Linked DNA regions of Homo sapiens: region 1 is linked to region 2. A link is a loop called in an ENCODE intact Hi-C map of the cell type or tissue named here. Cell type or tissue: endothelial cell of umbilical vein. All regions are shown on one strand. Each heading gives the region's core, and the rest is flanking DNA. Links, peaks and the distances in the headings are about the cores only.

What was found. A loop is a pair of places that touch in the nucleus more often than their neighbours do. Peaks named below come from ENCODE experiments on the same cell type or tissue, not always from the same donor. Only the 100,000 strongest peaks of a DNase experiment are listed, where the experiment ranks them.
Region 1: it touches region 2 in a loop (2.4-fold over the local background); 4 of 110 quality-filtered maps call a loop at or near these places.

What each region holds. Positions count from the first base shown.
Region 1 is chr4:169,251,612-169,256,998 of GRCh38, reverse strand. The region is part of intron 2 of SH3RF1 (SH3 domain containing ring finger 1); the gene reads left to right. Among named protein-coding and RNA genes, the nearest start is that of SH3RF1, 17 kb to the left of the region's middle. RefSeq lists an enhancer at 4,630-5,387. In endothelial cell of umbilical vein, for the core only: no CTCF peak of the experiment used is centred there; DNase peaks (open chromatin) are centred at 2,168, 2,818 and 4,288; H3K27ac peaks cover 2,949 bases.
Region 2 is chr4:169,155,211-169,160,597 of GRCh38, reverse strand. It overlaps SH3RF1 (SH3 domain containing ring finger 1), which reads left to right. Exons shown (of 12, transcript NM_020870.4): 3 at 3,919-4,194; 4 at 5,023-5,118. Among named protein-coding and RNA genes, the nearest start is that of SH3RF1, 110 kb to the left of the region's middle. In endothelial cell of umbilical vein, for the core only: no CTCF peak of the experiment used is centred there; a DNase peak (open chromatin) is centred at 2,357; H3K27ac peaks cover 3,048 bases.

The sequences.
Region 1 (5,387 bases), core at 86-5,085, 97 kb before region 2:
ACATGCTCAGTAAACATTAGTATCTTCAGTTTTCCCTCTTTCTAGAAATTAGAACTTTTAATACCATATCACAGTTATATTGTAAAATAAACTCTGGGGCAAGTGGATTGGCTCACATCTGTAATCCCAGTGCTTTGGGAGGCCAAGGTGGGAGGATCAGTTGTGGCCAGGAGTTTGAGACCAGCCTGAGCAACATAGTCGGATCCCCATCCCCCTTCTAAATTTTTTTTTTAAATTAGCTGGGCATGGTGGCATGCACCTGTAGTCCGAGCTCCTCAGGAGGCTGAGGCTGGAGGATCGCTTGAGCCCAGGAGTTTGAGGCTGCAGTGAGCTGTGATCTTGTCACTGCACTCCAGCCTGGGTGACAGAATGAGACCTTGTCTCTAAAAGAAAGAAGGAAAGAAACAAACAAAACAGACTATTGGTGTGTATGTAGTCTGGTAATTTAATTAATTAACACTTATATGTTAATACCATAGAACATTTCGTTCTGTTTTAAACAGCTGGCTTAAACTTCAGATACCCAAGCTGTTCATAAATTAGTGACTACATAAGATAGTTCTGGTTTTACGACTATAGTGTGACACTGGTTGAGTCAGTCAGCTTCTCTGGGCCTCATCTGTAAAAGGAAATGGAGAGCAACATTATCTATACTCCCTCCCTCCCTCTATTTCTCCCTCCCTTCCTTCCTCCTTCCCTTCCTCCCTTTCTTCCTCCCTTCTCCCTTTCTCTCTCCCTCCCTGCCTCCCTCCCTTTCTTCCTTCTCTGCCTCCTTCCCTGTGATTGGGGAAAATAATAGCTCAAGTAATTTTAAAAAAATTCAATTTAGTTATTTCTTTAGCATATTACTAAAGACTTAGACTCCTAAGACTTTCCGTAAGGGAAACTAGATGTGCTTTGTAGTGCAGTCCTAATTTTTAAAATTTAAGGAGCCCAGGCATGGTGGCTCACGCCTATAGTCTCAGAACTTTGGATGGCTCAGGCGGAAGGATTGCTTGAGCCCAGGAATTTGAGACCAGCCTGGGCAACATAGCAAAACCTCATCTTTACCAAAAACAAAAAAATTAGCTTGGCATGGTGGCTCGTGCCTGCTCTCTCAGCAACTTCAGAAGCTGAGGGGGGAGGAACGCTTGAATCCAGGAGGTCGAGGCTGCAGTGAGCCATGATCACGCCACTGCACTCTAGCCTGGGCAACAGAACGAGACTCTTGACTCAAAAAGAAAAAAAAAAAGTAATGTTAGGAAAGATTATTATGCCCATTGTTAAAACATGGATGTTTTAATGCACTGTTGGATAGATGGATGGATGGGTGGGTCAGTTGATCTATCTGGACTCTGTGTGTGTGTGTGTGTGTGTGTGTGTGTGTGTGTGTGTGTATGTGTGTATGTATGTGTGTATGTATCCATGCATATGCACATGTGTGTAGTGTTTTATTCCTTTGTGACTGATTTTTGCTTACCCTTCCCCAACCTTGCCCACCCTTCCCCTCACTTCCATACCATTAAGATTATGTGGCTTAAGTAGTTATTACTGGTCAGTTTTTCCATGTTTTGGTTATTTTTTAATAGCTCATATCTAGAGCAGCTGATTTCCCTTTTAAAAAAATTGTGACATATATAAACAGATATAAACAAATGCATTTATGTACTTTACTGATGCATTTTGCAAATGCTGCAACAGTGAAGAGCCTTGCTATGCTTCAAATTTCAATAAATTTATATATTTTTTAATGGAGTTTCTATTTATAGTTAAAATATTCACGTACTGATTTTGTAGCTAAAATATTCATGTACTGTTTTGGGTAAGAAACGACACTGGGTGAACATTTTTTGAAAATGGTCATCTACTGGGTTTTTAGAAAGTCTCTTCTAAAGGACATTTCAAAAGCTTGTTGATACAAACTTATTCCAGTGCCTTACCATCTTCCTAGCCAGAGGAGGTTCTTTTTTCTGTTAAACATAAATTCCTGTCCTTGCAATGTACTCTCATTCCTTTCATCCCATCCTTAATGGAAAAGAGGTGCTCCCCTGTACCTCTTCTTCCTGACCTTGCAGGCTGTGGTGCAGCCCTGACCTCCTCTCTTTTTATCTGGACTGAATAACTGAGTTTCGTTTACATGTCCTCATAGGACCCATTTCCTAACATTTTAATCATTTTAGTCACTCTCCTTTGGACGCTATCCAACCCCTGCTTGCTGTGCTTGGGTTCAGGTCCAGAAGAGCTCTTAGTGTGGTGATAAAGTTCTGAATGGGGCTTCAAGTTGTGGAAGGGCTGTCATGGGACCCTCCTGCTCCTTGTTTTTACATCCTCATGTTATGTACCTTTAAAAATAACTCACTACGTTGCTGGTTCATGCTTTGCCTAGATCTCAGATTTTCTCTTTTCCTTAGATAAATTCAGTTTCCCCCATCTCTCGAGTGGTTAGTTTTTACTACCCTCCGGATTAAACTTGTTTCTGTAATCTTTACGATAGTGTCAGCAATTGGCCACTATCAACAGGAATTGAAAAATGCCAATCCAAAATGCAATTGCTTTAATACATATTTGTGATCATATGGATACCTGATCTTAAACACATATATACCTTGTTTATTACATTTATTTTGAATATTCTCTGGCCCCATTTGGTATTGTTCTCTAATTAATTGTGCTTTAGTGTTGTCTCCTGTACCAAGTTATAAGGAACTTGAGATCAGGAGCTCTTTTGAATTTTATACCTCTTTTCTGCTCATGACTGTGGAAAAAGTAGTAGGTGGTCAGTTCAGTAAATACTTCTTGATGGAACTGATAGATGACTACTCACATTCCAGAATTCCAAGGTCCATCGGAACACATTCACATCCTTGTAAGTTGGAGTGTCTAACCACATGTATATTTTGGTAAGCTTATTCACATTCATCTTCCCACTATTTAAGTCAGCAATGACAGTAGTACTCAAAGGCTAGGTAAACCCTTATGAAACTTGACTGTAATTGGATATTGAATAACAATTCTCTTGAGAATGGCCCTTGAAACATTTTGGTTGCACCCACCATGGTGGTCTAGAAATCATGTTTTCCTAGTTTATTAGAAAGAATGTTCTGCTGAGTTGAGTCAAAAGCCTTATAAAAGTTAAAATATGTGATATGTTATCTCCTATCCCCCAGGCACATCATTCTGACATAGAGGAAAATGAAATTGATCTAATAGGAATTGGCTGTCCAACTGTCATGTTGATCTTTACCAAACACCTTATAATTTCTCTGCTTGCAAATCTTTTAGAATGCAAAATGTTACATGTATAATGGCTTCTTTTGATGCAGATCATCTGTATACTAAGTAATTCCAGAGGTGGGTAATCCTGTGGATGGTAGGAAGCACAGGTAATGTGGTTAGCAATAGCACCTCTACATTTTGAATCCTATGAGAGGCAACATGCACATTCAAAATTAAATTAAAATTATTGAGAATGGAGCGGAAAGAGGGAAGAAAAGGGCAGTTAGAATAAATTAGTCCCAAGGGATCCTTTCCAAGTCTCAAATCATAAGCCAGCCAGCTGTGATATGAAACATGACAAAAGCCCATGGGCTCTCTAGCTCAGAAAGCTGCAAGGCTGGATTCTCTGTGATTGTTAATGTATCAACAATTTAACTATATACATGGAAATACCTTGAGTTATTACTTCTCTCAGGAGACTAAGCTATCTGATACTTACAAATAAGTAACACTAGGTCTACCTAACATTTCCTTATGGATTAAGAAGAATGGCAGATTTTGAGAAGCAACATGCTAGGAAGGTTTGGTAACTTTAGAAATGTGCCACGCTGTGGTTTCTAGGTATGCTATGAATGAAGAGCTTTGTGTGTAAGAAGTGGGAATTCTATGTGAATATTTATTATGTAAATTCTCATGTGTTACTAGGTTTATTTAAGTTTCTTCTTTGCGATCCAAACTTTTCCTTGAGAGGCAAGTTTATTTTTCACATTAACCTGATATGTAAATTTCTCAGTCACCCCCACCTCCCACCCCTAGGGCTTTTTTCTCCATCCAGTTTCATGGTATCAGGTCAGTATTTGGGCAGAGGGTGTTTATCATTAACAACTAGCTAGAGTCATATTTTTGTTTAACTTCCCCTTTGCTATAATCCACCCATCCTGCCTGTTACTGTGGGTTGTTGCCAGTTTAGGATTTATTTAACATGCCTTATGTTCAGTGATATATGTTGAAATTTAGAATGTATGAAAAAAGAGCCTGTGTTTTGCTTATGAATACGTCAGTCCATCAGCACGTATTTATTCTCTGTCCCTGAACTGAAGGTCATCGTTTCTTGGCAGCATTACTAGACATACTGGGATATTAAGCCAAAAAAATAGAATAGGTTGGTTAAAGATAGATTGAGGCAAAAATTGATTCACAGTTTGATACTTAAAACCAACTTTCCTGGTCAGTTGACTATTATCTGGCAATCAGGCAGAGTTGCTAATTATTGGCACCCAGGTGCCAGATGGTAGGGAGTAATTAGATTACAACTATCTTATCTATCAGTAGCTTTAGAATGAGAATAGTAGCAATTTTCATAGCCCTTTTCAATGGTCATGAAAACATTTTAAAAGCTGATCCTATGGAATATTGTATATCTGACTCCAGAAAGTAAATTTTTGACACATTACCTTGGGGAAAAATATGTGACAAGATATTTTATAATCTTGAAAGAGAGAAGTAATATTTTAGCAACTCTGTGTCCTGTTTGTTGCATCTGGGTTAGCCATGAATGAATTCATTCTGTTCTCAAAGAACTTGTTTTGCATTGATATCACTGTTTGAAAAAGTAAGCTGTGATAGAATTCATAAGCTGGAAAACTCAACATGCTATAAAATGTGAAAACGCAGGCCCTCTTAAGTGCAACCTGAAACAAGAGTGAATTGCCTTTACCTAGCACATCTCACGTGGTTCTTGAGTCGCTGCGGAACATACCAGAGTCCTCGCTCTTGTAGGCACACCACCTATCTTTTATAGGCTTCAACTGAAAAATACACTTAGTTGGCACAAACACATGTATGATCAAAGGTGATCTGAATAAAATATAGTTTTGATTGATGAATATGCAAGGCTTTTCTTTAATGTTTGAAGGAAGAATGATATCACAGTTTTGTTAATAAAATAGAGGTTAAAGAATGGAATTGTTTCTAGTAGGCTGCGCAGCCCTAAATCAGTCAAAAGTAATGAAGCAGTTTTCTGAAACAGATTGGGTTTCCTTACGAAGGAAGCCACCTTTGTTCCATGTCACTGATGCATTCCTTATAGGTGAGGTCACTCTGCATTGCTGATATCTTCCTCCTTTCATAAAAGGGAGATGGGGACCGCTCCCAGTGCATTCCATTTCTCACAATCCTTAAAATAAGGCTTA
Region 2 (5,387 bases), core at 306-5,305:
GTTCATGGGTTAGATTGTCATAAGCTTTATGATTCTTTGTGGTTATTGATCATTGAAACAATTTTAGCAGTCAAGACTTAGCAAGTTGGGGTGAATTAATGAATTTTCAGTTGCATCACGGAAATGTAACCCTAGGCTAACCATAATGTATATCACTGTTATCATAGTAAGCTTTCTCCTTGCCACTGGTCTATTTAGAATCCTTGATGATTTTAGGAACATGTAATAGATTTGTTTTGTGGAAAAGTTAATAAGTCCATTAGGCCACTGGTGTGTGGAAGTGATCTGTAAAGAAATAAATTCCTTCAGTTCCCACATCAGCATATCACAAAAAACCATATTGTGGGTCATTTGGAATTTTACAGATCTCTTCAAGGAGCAGTTCAGAATGGTTTCTAAGAGTGCTAAATCTGTATCTTGGTGCATGGGTTTGGCTGGCATGGATTTGGACAGAGTGGGCCAAACAGAGCTAATTGAGGTAGGGAAAAAAACAGGCCATAATGGTGAATAGAGTTATTTGTCACCGAGTTTGTAATGGGATTTTCAATTAATTCATGCAGGCTTCCAATGCCTTACATTAGCCCTGTCAAGATGAACTACAGCCACATCTAAAATGCCATCCCCTATTAAACGGTACATGTCAGTGAATTTGTAATTTCTTCTGTTCAACCAGAAGATGAATGGATTCTACTCAGAAAACAAATGTGTGCTTCAGAAATGCACATTTCAAAATCCTGAACACTTCCTAGGAGGAACATTCTTTGCATTGTTATACAGTGAATATGTATTAAAAATGTAATTGCTATGTGAATTCATCTAAAAGGGAAAGCATCCAGCTGTGGAGAGACAAATGCATTGTCAGGTGCCCCATTTCACTGGTAAAGAGGCTTTTTACACTGGGTAATGATGACGATGATGACAATGATGATGGTTCACACATGTAGCATGTACTGCCTGCTGGGTCATTTAAGGTGTGGCTTATATATATGAATTCACTAAATCCTCACAACAGCCCAAATGAAGAAAGAGGCACAGCGAGTTAACCTGCCCCAAATCACAGAGCTAGTAAATGGGATTCACACCCTGCAATCTGGCTCTGGAGTTTGTGCTTCCAGCCAGTACCCTATACTGCCTGATCAGAGTCTCTTTAGCTATTGTACAAGAGATTTAGTATAGTACTTGCCAGTTCTCTCTCTTTCTCTCTCTCTATCTCTCTCTCTCTGTCGATTGCTGTGTTTTACTATTATTTCCTCAAACCTATTTTTGGAAATGTTGTTAAGCTGTGATAACTAGCCTTGAAGAAATACATAATATAGTGGAGAATATAATGAGGCATCTGTGAGGGTAGAGAAAAATTAGAATTCTTCTTTCCCCAGAGTTGGACACTAATGTAATGTGACCAGAGTACACAGCGTTGTGAATGACCAGAGTTCTTGGTGGGCATTTCCTTTCTGGGCACAGCAGAATTGCTTACAAGATTAGGTCAAGGCAGAGTAGCAGAAGTGACGCCATTGGAGGCCAGATCTTAAGACAGAGTCTGAAAGTCAGAGGTCACAGGAGGGTGTCATTACTCTGGAAGGCTCAACCCCTGTCTTCCCAGGACATTGGCCTCTCAGGGAAGTTCTAATTAACCAACTACAACATCACATGGACTAAGCCAAGGCAAGATGATTGCCAATAGCATTTTGAGAGCAATAATTAATATTCCTAAACAAATGTTTAGCAAAACAAATTTGGCTTATAGGTAGTCCAGACTCTAAGTCTCTAAGTAGAAACCAAACTAATTTTTGAAAATTGTGTTATGAAGTTCTGTTGCCATCAAGGGTATAAAACTTTGATCCACTTTTTACAGGTCGGGGGGCAGACAATGATATAAGTAATGCTAACTATATTGCTCTACTTCATTGGAAATATTAAACTTAAAAAATATTCAACTAGTTGAGGCCTGTGCTTTGCACATAGCTCTCTGCCTGCCTGCCCACTTCACGTCCATTTTCCACACTACTGCCAGACTGATCTGTCCGGCACATAGGACCTAAGTCTGTTTGTGCATTAAACATGGAAATGACTTACCATTACCAGAAGAACGCAGCAATAAAAACTCTTTCATATGTTATACAAGACCCTCAATAAACTGGCCTCTGCCTACCTCTCCTTTATGTTCCGTAATTCTTATCCAGGAATACTGCATTCTTTATGCTCCCCAGTCCCGCTGCACATGTGACTTCTTACCTCCAGGTCTTTGCTGGTGCTGACCCCTCTGCCTGGAATGCCCTTACTGTTCTCTTTCATTCATTCACTCCAACCTTGACAACTAATTCCTGTGCATCCTTTAAGACTTGGCTCATGTGTCACTTCCTCCAGGAAGTGTTTCATTTTCCTACTCACCAAACACGAGAGACCTATGTTTTTTGTCCCCATAAATGGTGTGCATATCTTTATCATTACATTTATTACACTGTATTGTAGTTATTACTAATATCCTTTAAGAAAAGAACTGTCTTATTCTTCTTTAAGTCATCAGCACTTGCACATTGCGTGGTAAAAAGTAAAAGCTTGCACTGGGTGCGATGGCTCATGCCTATAATCCCAGCACTTTGGGAGGCCAAGGTGGGTGGATCATTTGAGGTCAGGAGTTTGAGACCAGCCTGGCCAACATGGCGAGACCCCATTTTGTAAAAATACAAAAATGAGCCAGACATAGTGGTGCTTGCCTGCAATCCCAGCTACTTGGGAGGCTGAAGCGTTAAAATCACTCAACCCAGGAGGCAGAGGTTGCAGTGAGCCGAGATTGCACCACTGCACTCCAGCCTGGGCAACAGAGCAAGACTCCGTCTTAAAAAAAAAAAAGAAAAAAAAAGTAAAAGCTTGATAAATGTTTTCTGGAAGAGTGAATAAATAAATAAAGACTCCAAAAGCAGGAGCCCTGTAATCTTGTTCAGGGAATTATTATAGACATGTTGGATTTGCCACTTATCTCCTGAATCAACGATATGCAACAGCGCTCAGAGAGGCCAAAGATCTTAAAGTGACAACTGATGCTCAAGATTGGGCACCCCCAATGCCGTTGAAAAGTATCATATTAATCAGTTGATGATTAAATTGCACTGGGGTTTATGTACACAATTTTAAACTTGTCATTTAAAACAGTAATGCAATGCAGGAACATTAAATTCCTCATCTCTTAGCTTATCAGCCTAACAATGTGCTCTCTTCCAGGAAAGAGCAAAGTTGAATGATCTTAGGCTGTAAAAGACCACGTGTCTATACACTTACAGATTATAAACTTGGGGATGGCAGGTACTGTGACTGTTCACTCACTGCTGTATCCAGGAGTAGACCCTCATTAAATACTCATTGAGCTCATGAAAGAGTAAGACCTACTGCCCACATTAAAAGCAATATCAGGAAGAGATTTGCCTAAAAGCCGAACTCTGATTTTTATCAACCAAGCTTAAAAGCAGTTTAGTAAATTAATAAATTTGGTTTAAATTTTTCCCCTCAGTATCTATCATTTCTCCTCAGTGTTTATCATTTATCCTGATGAATAAAGTAGTTAATGTAGGAAGTTAAGCTTGTTTTTTATGAGTTCTTGAGAGGCAGACCTGGCAGTCATGCTTTCATATACTGATAACCTCAAAGAAAGAAGGCAAAACACCCACCAAGTTAAACTTAAGAATAGAAGCCTAAATCATGGCTGGTGCATGGGTGTCGTACTGTTCTTATGTCACTATGGACAATTGTTTTGTGTTTTCTATTTATTGGTAACACATATATATTGTTTTTGTGTGAGATTTTCTTCAAGGGTTACAGTGTGGTTTTGACTTTGACTTTAAAACAATGACAACGCAGTTGTATTTTCAGAGACATTTTAAGACCATTATTTTATTAAAATTCATCCCTCTTTTTTTTTTAAAGGGTATACCTCAGTTACCATGTGCCAAAGCATTATACAACTATGAAGGAAAAGAGCCTGGAGACCTTAAATTCAGCAAAGGTGACATCATCATTTTGCGAAGACAAGTGGATGAAAATTGGTACCATGGGGAAGTCAATGGAATCCATGGCTTTTTCCCCACCAACTTTGTGCAGATTATTAAACCGTTACCTCAGCCCCCACCTCAGTGCAAAGCACTTTATGACTTTGAAGTGAAAGACAAGGAAGCAGACAAAGATTGCCTTCCATTTGCAAAGGTAAAGGTAGAATGTGCTTGTTTTCTGTTTGCCAGCTCTACCTCTGTACCCAGATACATAGAAATATAGCTCGTGTTGCCTTTTGCAAAAAAAAATACAAGTTTTGTGTGAACTACTCACTATGCTTCTGAAAATGCCTAGAAGCAGTCTTTAAGTCACAAGGAAGGTAATTTTATGCACAGACTTCTTATATGAAAGATTATCTTGGTTGATGCTCTATGTGGTATCATTTTCATATTTAGAGTCTGAATTTATTTCTAAGCCACTTTAAAGGGTGTATGCACCACTCAGGGATTTTAAAGTACTGAATTATGAATAACAAAATGAAATGTCATTACTTTCATATTTTATATGTAAAATTCTTTGCCTAAAAGCATACAGGAATATATCTGCCGAATTGATAAAATGGTTTGGAGTTTTAAGCAGAATTTTGTGATTTTTGTGGAGAAAAGCGGTAGGATGTACATTTGAGTAGGCATTTGGTTTATTTTCAGAAAATGAGGAGCATCTGAGAATCAATCTAAAACAAACTCAGGAGGCTAGGGTAGGTATCATTTGAGGTTGCAATTTGTAGATCTTAAGAGTTAGCAGCCAGCTCCCTTGCATAGGAGTTCATAGCTTTGTAACAGTTGGAAAGGACACCAGGTGGGCTGGTAGCTACCGTTTAATTCATGAAAACATTTAATCCATGTACTAAAGATATGTCATAGCATTTTTATTCATGTACTCTTTAAAACATGAGTCTCTTTATTGAAAAGGAAAATTAAATGACAAGCTTAATGGTACAGCTTAATGATCAGGTAGATTAATGATTTGCTGTTTCTTCAGGATGATGTTCTGACTGTGATCCGAAGAGTGGATGAAAACTGGGCTGAAGGAATGCTGGCAGACAAAATAGGAATATTTCCAATTTCATATGTTGAGGTAAATTAATCTGTAGAAACTTGAACTGTGTTAATATTCAGCTTACTAAATAAATCTTAATTATGCAATTTGAGTATTAAGAAGTCCTCACAACAAAAAGCACCAGGAATGCCCTGTTACAGATCACTGGACAGATCAGGAAGAATTCCTCCATCCTATCCAACAATTATTGAAGACAGTGAGATACTTGAAACTCTTTACTTTTTCTCCCTGCTAAAAGCATTCCTGTGTCTTGTTAAATGTCACTGTATGCTTATTGTCAGTCACCT